2 separate regions of the Homo sapiens genome follow, and region 2 is linked to region 1. The links are chromatin contacts, found by Hi-C or POLR2A ChIA-PET in ENCODE. All regions are on one chromosome and are shown on one strand. The core of a region is the stretch at or near the end of the contact, and the rest is flanking DNA. Distances in the headings are between cores, read along the strand shown.

The links. A loop is a pair of places that touch in the nucleus more often than their neighbours do. ChIA-PET counts read pairs that join two places held with the same protein, here RNA polymerase II (POLR2A). Pooled maps may share reads with other maps.
Region 2: a loop to region 1 is called in a map of CD8-positive, alpha-beta T cell, with 26 times the contacts of the local background. The contact joins the promoter of PRMT5-AS1 here to the promoter of NGDN in region 1. A Hi-C loop is called at or near these places in 3 of 168 maps with a recorded cell type or tissue (CD8-positive, alpha-beta T cell, ascending aorta and naive thymus-derived CD4-positive, alpha-beta T cell), 5 of 37 single-sample maps with no recorded cell type and 12 of 50 pooled maps. POLR2A ChIA-PET finds 5 or more read pairs at or near these places in 2 of 52 experiments (OCI-LY7 and activated T-cell).

Annotation. Positions count from the first base shown.
Region 1 is chr14:23,466,399-23,471,884 of GRCh38, forward strand. NGDN (neuroguidin) reads left to right here and starts at 3,305. Exons shown (of 11, transcript NM_001042635.2): 1 at 3,305-3,329; 2 at 3,644-3,703; 3 at 4,508-4,579. The coding sequence starts at 3,318. RefSeq lists a silencer at 2,932-2,981 and an enhancer at 3,068-4,008.
Region 2 is chr14:22,917,068-22,922,553 of GRCh38, forward strand. It overlaps PRMT5-AS1 (PRMT5 antisense RNA 1), which reads left to right and starts at 2,389. Exons shown (of 2, transcript NR_120600.1): 1 at 2,389-4,053. RBM23 (RNA binding motif protein 23) reads right to left here and starts at 2,082. Exons shown (of 14, transcript NM_001077351.2): 1 at 1,932-2,082. It overlaps PRMT5 (protein arginine methyltransferase 5), which reads right to left. Exons shown (of 17, transcript NM_006109.5): 15 at 5,376-5,486; 16 at 5,109-5,173; 17 at 3,462-3,989. The coding sequence ends at 3,837. RefSeq lists enhancers at 134-898, 1,387-1,556, 1,627-1,736, 1,827-1,896 and a silencer at 2,157-2,456.

The DNA of each region.
Region 1 (5,486 bases), core at 2,055-4,554:
CTTGGGAGGCTGAGGCAGAAGAATCGCTTGAACCCAGGAGGCAGAGGTTACAGTGAGCTGAGATCGCGCCACTGCACTCCACCCTGGGTGACAGAGCGAGACTCCGTCTCAAAAAAAACAAAAACAAAAACAAAACAACAAAAAAACTGGAAGCTCTGTCCCCCAAACCAGCCATAAAACCTAAAAATTTTACTCTAAATTTCTCTCACCTTTCTGCTAGGAGCTAGCCGTAAAAAATATTCTCTGACTTCCTCATTTGATGGTCAGTCATAAATCCTCATTTTGGAGGGGTCCTCCCTGTAAACCAGAAAGTATCTGAAACAGGTCTCAATCAATTTAGCAGTTTATTTTGCCAAGATTAAGGACGTGTCTGGGAGTGAGGCTTGTGCCTTTCTCCAAAGATGACTTTCAGGGCTTCACTATTAAAAGGGGAAAAGTAGGCTGGAGGAGAAAGAGGGAGGGTACATTAATCCACATGTTGCAAGAGAAAAGGAGCAGGTAGGGGAATAGTCAATTGGTATTTGTCTCAGGCTCAGTAAATCGGCACACAAGATAAGGTGAACACACAGTAAATACTTGTAGAGATATTTAACATTTTATCTGTAGCTATCCGCTTAGGAACAATAGCAAAGGCAGTTGCTTGCATGACTCCGTTGAGCTTAATTTTTTTCTTTTGGCATAGTGAACTGGGGTCCCAAGTTATTTTCCTTTCGCATTCCCTATACCCCAAAGGATTGCTATCTAGAGAGGCTAAGAAAAATCTGAACAGACAGGCCTTGCTGGGATTCCCCCCTCAGTCTAGTTCTGTCAGATCATACTCTTTTTGTCCTATCACATTTCTACACGCTGTCCATTCTTCATCAAACCTAACCATAAAAATGGAATCTTCATTTCTGAAGGCTCCCGTGTCATGTAAAACTTTCAATAAATTCATCAAACTTTTTTCTTGTTAACTTCTTTTGTTATAGGAGTGTCTTCTATGACCCTTATGATGGGTGAGGAAAGGTATCACACTTTTCTGCCCCTATAGTTGACAAGTATTTTATTTTTTTAGAGATGGGGTCTCCCTCTTTCACCTTTTTTTTAGAGATAGGGTCTTGCTCCGTCACCCAGGCTGGAGTGCAGTGGCACGATCATGGCTCACTGCTGCCTTGACATGGGCTCAAGTGATTCTCCTGCCTCAGCCTCCAGAGTAGCTGGGACTACAGGTTCAAGTCACCGTTCCTGGTGGACAATTATTTTAATAATCAAGGCCGGGAGCAGTGGCTCATGCCTGTAATCCCAGCACTTTGGGAGGCCGAGGCAGGTGGATAGTGAGGTCAGGAGTTTGAGACCAGCCTGGCCAACCATGGTTTAGTAGAAACCCCGTCTCTACTAAAAATACAAAAAATGAGCTGGATATGGTGGCGGGTGCCTGTAATCCCAGCTACTCAGGAGGCTGAGGCAGGAGAATCGCTTGAACAGGGAGGCAGAGGTTGCAGTGAGCCAAGATCGCGGCACTGCACTCCAGCTTGGGCAACAGTATGAGACTCCGCTCAAAAAAAAAAAAAAAAAAAAAGGCCGGGCGCGGTGGCTTACGCCTGTAATCCCAGCACTTTGGGAGGCTGAGGCGGGTGGATCATGAGGTCAGGAGATCGAGACCATCCTAGCTAACATGGTGAAACCCTGTCTCTACTAAAAAAAAAAAAAAAAAAAAAAAAATCAGCCGGGCGTGGTGGCAAGTGCCTGTAGTCCCAGCTACTCGGGAGGGCGAGACAGGAGAATCGCTTGAACCCGGGAGGCGGAGGTTGCAGTGAGCCGAGATCGCGCCACTGCACTCCAGCTTGGGCAACAGAGCGAGACTCGGTCTCAAAAAAACCCAAAATATGGCAGTGCAATTTGTTTTCTCATTGCTATCATAAAGCATATGAACAAACTAAATTTCAAATTCCCCGAAAAGGAAAAGTTTATTGCTGATCTAATTAGACAGGTCCGAAAATTTATGTAGAAATAGAAACTTTTCATAATACAAATCTTGATAAAACATTACAAAAGCTACTGGATAATTGACTAAGTATGCTGCAACAGCATCCTGAGCTTCCACAGTGGGCCTGAAGCAGCAAATTAAATGTTAGAGGAGTGGGGACTGAACACCCTCCTGCCTTCTTGAATCCAGCAAGATCTAGATACCAGGATTTCCTTACCTCACCTGCCCAGATACAGGTGTTATTCTTAATTCCAAAAGACAGCTTCAAGTCGGTAAGATCTGATTTCTAGACCCAGCTCTGTTGGACGAGTTGTGAACAAAAAATTATACACTATCATTCACCCTTTCGGTGCTTTATTTCCTAAGGCATGGGATGGGAACAATGAGTATCCGTCCAACCTACTTCACCAGCTTGTGAAAAACCAGAGTGAGAGAACACATCTGAAAGCACTGGGTAATGATGAGGCAGGTTATACTGAAACATGCACTGCCAGAGTTTGAACCAAGTTCTGCTGAAGACCTGTGTGACCGCGGTAAGTCATGTAAATATGAACCGTTCCCCAATTTGTAAAACGTATTCTTTTCATGTCCCCAAACTGGTAGGAGCGAAGAGTGTCGGGGCGTTATTGGAGCCGTTTCTCAGCGCTCCACAGTGCACACCAAGAGGGCAGGTGTCCTCGCACTCGGTTTCTAAACTCTGGCTCTGGGCTTCTCTAGCCTCGCTCTCTTATTTACAGATGAAGAAGGCTCAGAGACCGAGTGACTTGTCCACGGTCACACAAGGAGTAGTGTTACAGAATCGATTCCAGGGCCACCGGGTCTGTAAGGCATTTGGCGCGGTGGCCGTTGGATGAGCAGCCAGCAATGGCGGCTCTGCAATGTCGACACCGCAAAGCCAAGCCAAGGCCCATCACCTAGCGGCCGGTTCACGCACTACAAGAAAAGTGCCGTGAAAAAAGACTCTGGGTGCTGCGGCAGACGGGAGCCAATACGCGCTAAGTTCGCTCTGCTAATTCCTTTTTTCTATTGGTCCTTCCAACTGTCAATCAATTATTTGACTGTCTCTTATTGGCTTGCCGTCAATCATTTTACTCAGTCTACCAATCACACGCTCTTTGCCAAGTGCTTTTTTTCGTCCTGACGACTCTTTCTGAGTCTGACGAATTTAGCCAGTTCCTTTATTCCATTGGCCAGATCAGACTCCTCCTCTCGTTTATCCTGTTGGGGGCGGAAGTGAGAAAGCCCTTATTCGTATTGGCTTAGATTTGCAAGCGGCAGTTGTCTATCAAATCTATCAAGTCGCCCTTAGCGCTCAGGAAGTACGACACCGGAAGGGGTGGGCTTTGCGAAGATGGCGGCGCTGGTGAGTTTGGTGTGGTTTCTTCCTCGCGTAGCTATTGTGGAGTTGTCCTTTGCCTTCAGCGGCTGGAGGCAAACTGTTGGTACCAGGGAAGGGTGGTGATGAAAGTTGCTTCAGGGAGGCGGCCTCCCTAGAGTTACCGTTCCTGTCCGGTAACCCAAGGGGCTGGCTTTAAGGCGAGTCTGTGAACCCGAGTGTGAAGGCCCCGAGTCTGGGTGTCTGACGGAGAGAGGGCAGTTTCCCACCCTAGACGTTCCACTTTCCTATAATCCTGAGGAAAGAATGACTTTTCTTTACGCCTCCTCTCCCTTCTGTAGGGGGTGCTGGAGTCCGACCTGCCAAGTGCCGTGACACTTCTGAAAAATCTCCAGGAGCAAGTGAGTAGTGTCGCCTCTGGAATAAATTAGTCACGGATTGGCTTTGAGTTTGTGTACTTCACCTCAAAACTTTGGTGATTGAGATACGTGAATGCTTCCAAAAACCTTAGAGTAAAATGATGTAATCAAAACCTTTTCACGCCAGAATTCTAAGTAATTGATTCTGCACCCAAGGGAATACAAGAAACTCCAAAAAGAAATTATATGAATAGTTTTCCTTTATTCATATAGCTAAGGAAACCAGTGCTTGGAATGGTAACATGACTTGCCCTTTGGGTGCCCAGGTAATACACACTTATATACAGATGCTTCTCGACTTAACGATGGAGGTTATGGCCTGATAAACCCATTGTAATTCGAAAACCTCATAAGTCGAAATTTAGGCTTGATGCCGCTGCCCAGCATCACGAGAAAAGGACGGTTTCTACCGAATGCATATTTCTTTTACACCCTCGTAAAGTGGAAATTAAGTCATAAGTCGGGGAGTTATGTAGTTCTATGCATTGTAAGTTCAACTAGTACAAACAAAATTACAGTGCTTCAGTCACTACTCTCTCAGTCCTTTTCTCCTCCCTGTGGTTCAGTAAAAGATGGTCTCTTCTTTAAGAAGTGGAAAGTTTTTTTTTTTTTAAACTTTTTGAAGAACCATCTCTCCTATGCTTTCCGAGAAGTGAGAAGATAGTACTATACTTTAGACAGTGTTTCAGATAATTTTTAGGTGGCATTGTTTAGCTTTTGCTCTTCACAGTTTGCAGACATAATTTGATATAATCTAATCACTTGTTTTATTTGGGCTAATTTCAGGTGATGGCTGTAACTGCACAAGTGAAATCACTGACACAAAAAGTTCAAGCTGGTGCCTATCCTACAGAAAAGGTAAGATGTACTCAAACAGTAAGCATCCCCTGACTTAATGTTCTCAGTAGTTCTTTCATTGTATGTTTATTGTGTCTTATATATCCTAAGTGCTCGAGCTTCAAACATAAATATGATCCAGTTTCTGTGCTGAAGTCTAGAGGGAAGACAAAGCAAAGCAATAGATGTAAGTATTAATAGTAGCAGTCACATTACAGAGTTATGAGTCTCCAGCCAAAGAGAGGGATTAATTAACTGCCAGAAGAGCAGAGGGATTCAGGACAGGCTTCCCAGAGGAGGTGATAGGATTTTGAGGAATAAATGGGAGGGACAGAAAGAAGGAACATGTGCAAAGGCACAAAGGCCTGAAAGTATGGTGATAAGGGAAAGGAGTAAGTCATTTTTGTGATAGGATGTACTTTCTGTGTTATGTGTGTTGGGGGTAGGAAATAAGACTGGAAAAGTCACTCTGAAGATTACTGTAGGCCAACTGAGGAGTTACTTTCAGATTTCATCTAATCTAAGACACTTATTAATTGGGACATATCACTTATTGTATATATTAAGAAAAAATGTGACAGGCCGGGCATGGTGGCTCATGCCTGTAATTCCAGCACTTCAGGAGGCTGAGGCTGGAGGATCGCTTGAGCTCAGGAGTTCGGGACCAACCTGGGTAACATAGTGAGACCCTACAAAAGTTAAAAATTAGCCGGGCATGATGGCATGTGCCTGTAGTCCTAGCCACTCAGGAGGCTGAGGCCAGAGGATTGCTTAAGCCTGGGAGGTTGAGGCTGCAGTAAGCTGTGATTGTGCCACTGCATTCAGCCTGGGTGACAGAGCAAGACCCTGTCTCAAAAAAAAAAAAAAAATTGCTTATGACATAATACCAAGATGCCAGTGACTGAAACATGCATCCTGATTTCAGAGA
Region 2 (5,486 bases), core at 1,139-3,638, 550 kb before region 1:
ACATTGGTCAGGCTGGTCTCGAACTCCTGACCTCAGGTGATCCGCCTGCCTGGTCCTCCCAAAGGGCTGGGATTACAGACATGAGCCACCGAGCCCGGCCTAAAAAGAAAAGTTTTTTATACTCAAGCTGTTTCAGTCATTTTTGCTGCCAAGTCTACACAAATTTTCTGTTATGAACTATTTTTTACAATCTGCTTTTTCCCCTCCAAATGAAATGCTTGATTTCAAGAACTGCTCATTGTTGAGTGCTAATGCGGGGTAAGAACAACTTAACACACACACTAAAACTTACACTTAAGTTTACAAGCCTCTACAAATAAACCTCTACGTAAAAAGTTTTCACTCAGAAACAAATATATCCGTTTAAGCAAAGCCATATACAACACAATATTTTGAAACTTGCAATCTCACTGGGTTTAGTGTCTTTCTAGATGTGCTAAAAGCAATAAGGTAGCAAACACTATGCATTTTCAGGCTGGTAGTTTTTTCTTTTTTCTTCTTTTTTGTTTTTTTTTTGTATTTTTAGTAGAGACGGGGTTTCGCCGTGTTAGCCAGGATGGTCGCGATCTCCTGACCTCGTGATCCGCCCGCCTCGGCCACCCAAAGTGCTGGGATTACAGGCGTGAGCCACTGCACCCGGCCCAGGTTGGTAGTTTTCAAACGCTCTCTTCATGTCCCAACTTATGGGTCAAGGTCCACTCAATCTCATCCACATAGAGTATGTTTTCTTCCATCCTGCTCCAAAAACAGTATTAGAGACCCACAATCACGTCAGTTCCTAGACCTCGTCATAGCACAAGCCAACAGATAGACCCCACTGCTAAAGGAGCAGAGAGAACCACTGTCAGACCAATTCGGGAAGAATTCACGAAAAGCTGGAGCCCCAGGGGTGATGGTAGCGCCATCCCCAGGGTCTGATCACTTAGCTGGGCACAAACACCTACAAACTGAAGGCAGCTTAACAAAAGAGGAACAATGAGAACGATAAAAGCTACTTGAAGGACCACCCTCCCCATGTTGTGTAGCTTTAAAAAATGGTCCTATAGGCCGGGCGCGGTGGCTCACGCCTGTAATCCCAGCACTTTGGGAGGCCGAGGCGGGTGGATCACCTGAGGTCAGGAGTTCGAGGTCAGCCTGGCTAACATGGCAAAACCCCATCTCTATTAAAAATACAAAAATTAGCCGGGCGTTGTGGCAGGCGCCTGTAATCCCAGCTACTCGGGAGGCTGAGGCAGGGGAATCGCTAGAACCCGGGAGACAGGATGCAGTGAGCCGAGATCGCGCCACTCCACTCCAGCCTGGGTGACAAAGCGACACTCCGCCTTAAAAAAATAAAAAAAAAGAGGTCCTATAGGCAACCAACTGGCACAATCTCTGCGGGAGCCAGTGTCCCAGGGCTCAATCTTCATATGTGGCATCATAATACGCCTACTGGAATGAGTGCTTGAAAAAGTTAAATGGGAAAAGCCCATAAAGGTCAACATAGTGAACATGAATCTTCGACAGACTAGAGATTGAGGAAGAAAGCTCAATTCCCTTCTCTCTCTCTGAATGGTGGTGCGAGTGGCTGAAACTGATGATGCGTGTCCTCTCAGGCCGCGGAGGGTCGATGCTCCCTCTCCAGTGTGGGCGACCCTAAGTGTCACGGCTGCAGAGACCCGGAAAGAAAAATCACAGGATTCTAGAAACCGCATCTTTATCGGTGCAAGATACAGCCACGAGGGTGCCCAACTCTAAAATCGTGGCAGTGGGCTACATTTAAGTAGCTAACACTTCCAGGTCAAAACAAACAAAGGTTTTTTTAATGTTAAAAGTTCGCCTGAATCTCTTCGTGACGCCATTTTCTGCCCGTGACGTCAGGGGGGAGGCGCCGTGCAGCAACGTCACGCATTGGTGACGTCTGGTGGGGACCGGGTTTTGGGGTTTCTCACCAGTTCCGGGTCCCCGCAGGGGGGTCCCGGTTCTCTCCGTTCCTTTGAGTATGTTGTGGGGAGTGGAGCTCGGATAGTTCCTAGAGTCTAGGCAAGAAAAGCAGCACTGCAGGTACAGAGCCTCCTCTTCCCGCAAAATGGCGGCAGCTCTGCCGTCTTCCAGAACCTTCCCCAATCTGCGCATGCGCCAAGACTCCCCGGCTTTGGAAATAACCTCACTGGTTTCGCGGCAACCGTCCAAAGTACAGGTTCTCATTGGCTAAAGTCCTAAGTATGGGTGGAGCAAACTCAAATGCGTCTTAGCAACCACCGAGTTCCCATTGATTGGCTAACCTCAGAGACTCCAGAAAATGGAAGCGTCCTTTGGTAGCCGCCCATCACTCTCTCATTGGTTAAATGACTTGCGGAGGGCGGGGAAAACGGGACTGAAAACGGGAGTGAAGAAGCCACCAACCCCACTCCTGGTGCTCGCGTAGACTAGACCAGTGCGATGGGCGGAGCCAACGAGGAGGCACAATTTACATCCTTGGCCGTCCCTACTCGGATTTGCTGAAGGAGTCACGTCGGTCGTTAAGGTTAAGCTTTGTAGAGAACAGCGGCGTTTGTTTAACGTCCGGGGATGCTGAACTCGAAATCCCCGTTCTGAGCCGGCTACCTAAACAACCTTCCCGACCACCTCTCCTGACCTCGGTGCTTGGGACCAGGGAAAAGCAGATCTTGCCACAGACTTGTCTTGGCCCACACTCTGCCCTATCGTCATGGCCTGCTCCCACAGGTCATAACTTCCGTTCAAATCAGTACCCCCACATTTCCCACTGCAAGGGTAAATTTGAAAGTTTCTCAGGTGACTCCTTGGATGTAGCAGTACTGAGTCCTCTAACCGGAAAGAAGGAACTGATGTCCACCCTCACTTTCCAGGGGCCTCCAGGAGCCCCTAGACACTTCTGTGGTCTACTGTAGCTACCAAAAATGTAGCTGGTTATAACATGGGGAGAGCCAGAGTCGGAGGACCTGACTTCCAATTCTGACTTGGATACTAATATCACATCATTGTACCCATTTCAAACTCCCCCTCTGTAAAATGGAAAATTGGACTAGATGATCTCTTAGGACTTCAAACTGTAACCCTGTGGTTTTATTCAAAAAAAACAGGTAGCTTCTTGCTGGAGATTCCTGGATGGATTCCAGTCTTCCCAAGAGGTAACAAAGGAGAGGTAACCAGTTGCCCGTGCAGTAGCTCAAGAATACAGAAGAGAAACTGGCTTCACTCACTATTCCATCTTTTTCCAAGGTGGCAAACTCTATGCCTCCTCCCCAGAGAAAAGCCTAACTGTAGGTTCTAATGGACAAGAGCTCACTGTAGCTGGTCAGAAAGGCCTATATCCAGGACTACAATAGTCATTGCTCAGCTTCCTAAGTAGGGAATACAACTAGGCCCCTTTGGGTCTTGGATAGGCTAAGAGGACAGATCTGAACATGCCTGGGTCTAAGTGAGGTGTGGGAAAATAGTGGCAGGGGGCAGCATGGTCGTGCAGTAAAGGGCTATAACTTTATTTGTATTTCCTCTTACACAAAACCATCAAAACAAGAACAGAAAAAGGCTGAAAATCCGTTCAAACCCCATGTTCTCAGGGATATTCCAGGGAGTTCTTGAGGCTGAGTGCGTAGCTTCAAATCCAGCACTAATTCCTCACCCCCTGGCCTGAGGTCTTCATAGATTGGTGGCTTGAGCCCTGCAATTAATTATAATCCCTTGCCCACCTTGATGTAAGGCAGGAAAGCAGATTGAAATGCTCCTCTCTGATGGGCAAGGGGAATCACAGCCCATAGATGTACTGCACCTTCTGTACTACAGGAGCAGAACCTGAAGCTGCTTCCAAGGCTCTGGACACTTGGCACGCAGGGCTAGAGGCCAATGGTATATGAGCGGCCTGTGGGGTTATGAATAGCAGAACAGACTGGTGCTGTCACAGCCCACTCATACCACACCTTCTTGGAATTGCTGCATCGCCAGAAACGCACACAGATGGTTTGGCCTTCACGTACCGTTATGGGCTGCTGTAAGAAGAAAGACAGGAAGGTTCAGGGTGAAGCTATGAATTATACATGGCAATGTATTAAGGTAGGTGTGGAGATAAAATGATAAACATGACAAGACTGTCCCAACCCTCATGAAAGTTATTTGAAGCCTATCAGAACACAAATAATCAAAGGTGTGGTGAGAGCTGTGAACATGTACAGAGTCAGAAAAACACCTATGAAAGGGAACACTAACCTAGTCTAGGAGATCAGAGAAAGTTTATCTCACAATAAAAATGTTTAAAGAAGACCTAGAAGATAGGTTAACTGTGTGAAGAGACAAGCAAAGAACTCTACAGGCAAGAGAAAGGCATGAAAGCCTGAGGTAGGAAAGAAGATAGACAATTAGAACAAAAAGAAGGTCCATAAGGCTGAAGCAGTGTAAGCAAGGGGACAGTAGCTGCAAAGGCAAGCAAACACTCGATCACATCAAGTCTTACAAGCAATGTCCCAGATTTTGACTTTTATCCTAAAGACAATGGGAAGGCATTGAAGAGTTTTAAGCAAAAAAGAGAGATAAGATCAGGCCAGGCGCGGTGGCTCACGCCTGTAATCCCAGCACTTTGGGAGGCTGAGGTGGGCGGATCATGAGGTCAGGAGATCGAGACCATCCTGGCTAACACGGTAAAACCCCGTCTCTACTAAAAATACAAGAATTAGCCGGGTGTGGTGGCTGGCACCTGTAATCTCAGCCTCAGGGAGGCTGAGGCAGGAGAATGGCATGAACCCGGGAGGCGGAGCTTGCAGTGAGCCGAAATTGTGCCACTGCACTCCAGCCTGGGCGACAGAGTGAGACTCCGTCTCTTTAAAAAAAAAAAAAAAAAAAAGACAGCAAGAGAGATAAGATCAAATTTGAGTTTTTAAAAGATGACTCTTGCTCAAAGTAGAGAACAGACAGAAGAGTAGCCAGAGTAGATGCGGGAAAGCCAGGCAGAAGGCCACTCCAAATACTCCCAACACCTACCACTGGGATCCAAGAGCATATGAAATCAGGAGAACATGAGTCATAGTCAACTATCTTCCTGGGAGAAGGAAAGAAGCACAACACCAAAGGCAAAGGTTACTGCTTAACTAGAGAGTCTTAAAAGCAGTTCCTACCTTAATAGGGAAGAGGATGGGAAACCATGAGAACATCCCAGGAGAGTGAGTCTCTGGACGGATACCTGTGTGGACAAAATAATGAAAAAACAGAGGTCTCCATGGCTGTGACTTTTGCCTATGCTGAAGAGGGTCTCTTCTCTAATCACACAAAGATCTCCATTCATTGAGCACTGGGCCCCCCATAAATCTAAATGACACATGTACATATAAGCTGCCCAGGAAGCACACCCTCATACTCTGCCATCTACTGCCATAGACACTCACTCAGAGTGATGTCCTGATAAAGCACAGTCTCAAAGTAGCCGGCAAAGCCATGTAGTACTGTGTTCACCTCCACAGGAAATTCCAAGGTGCAATAGCGGTTGTTGTCAATCA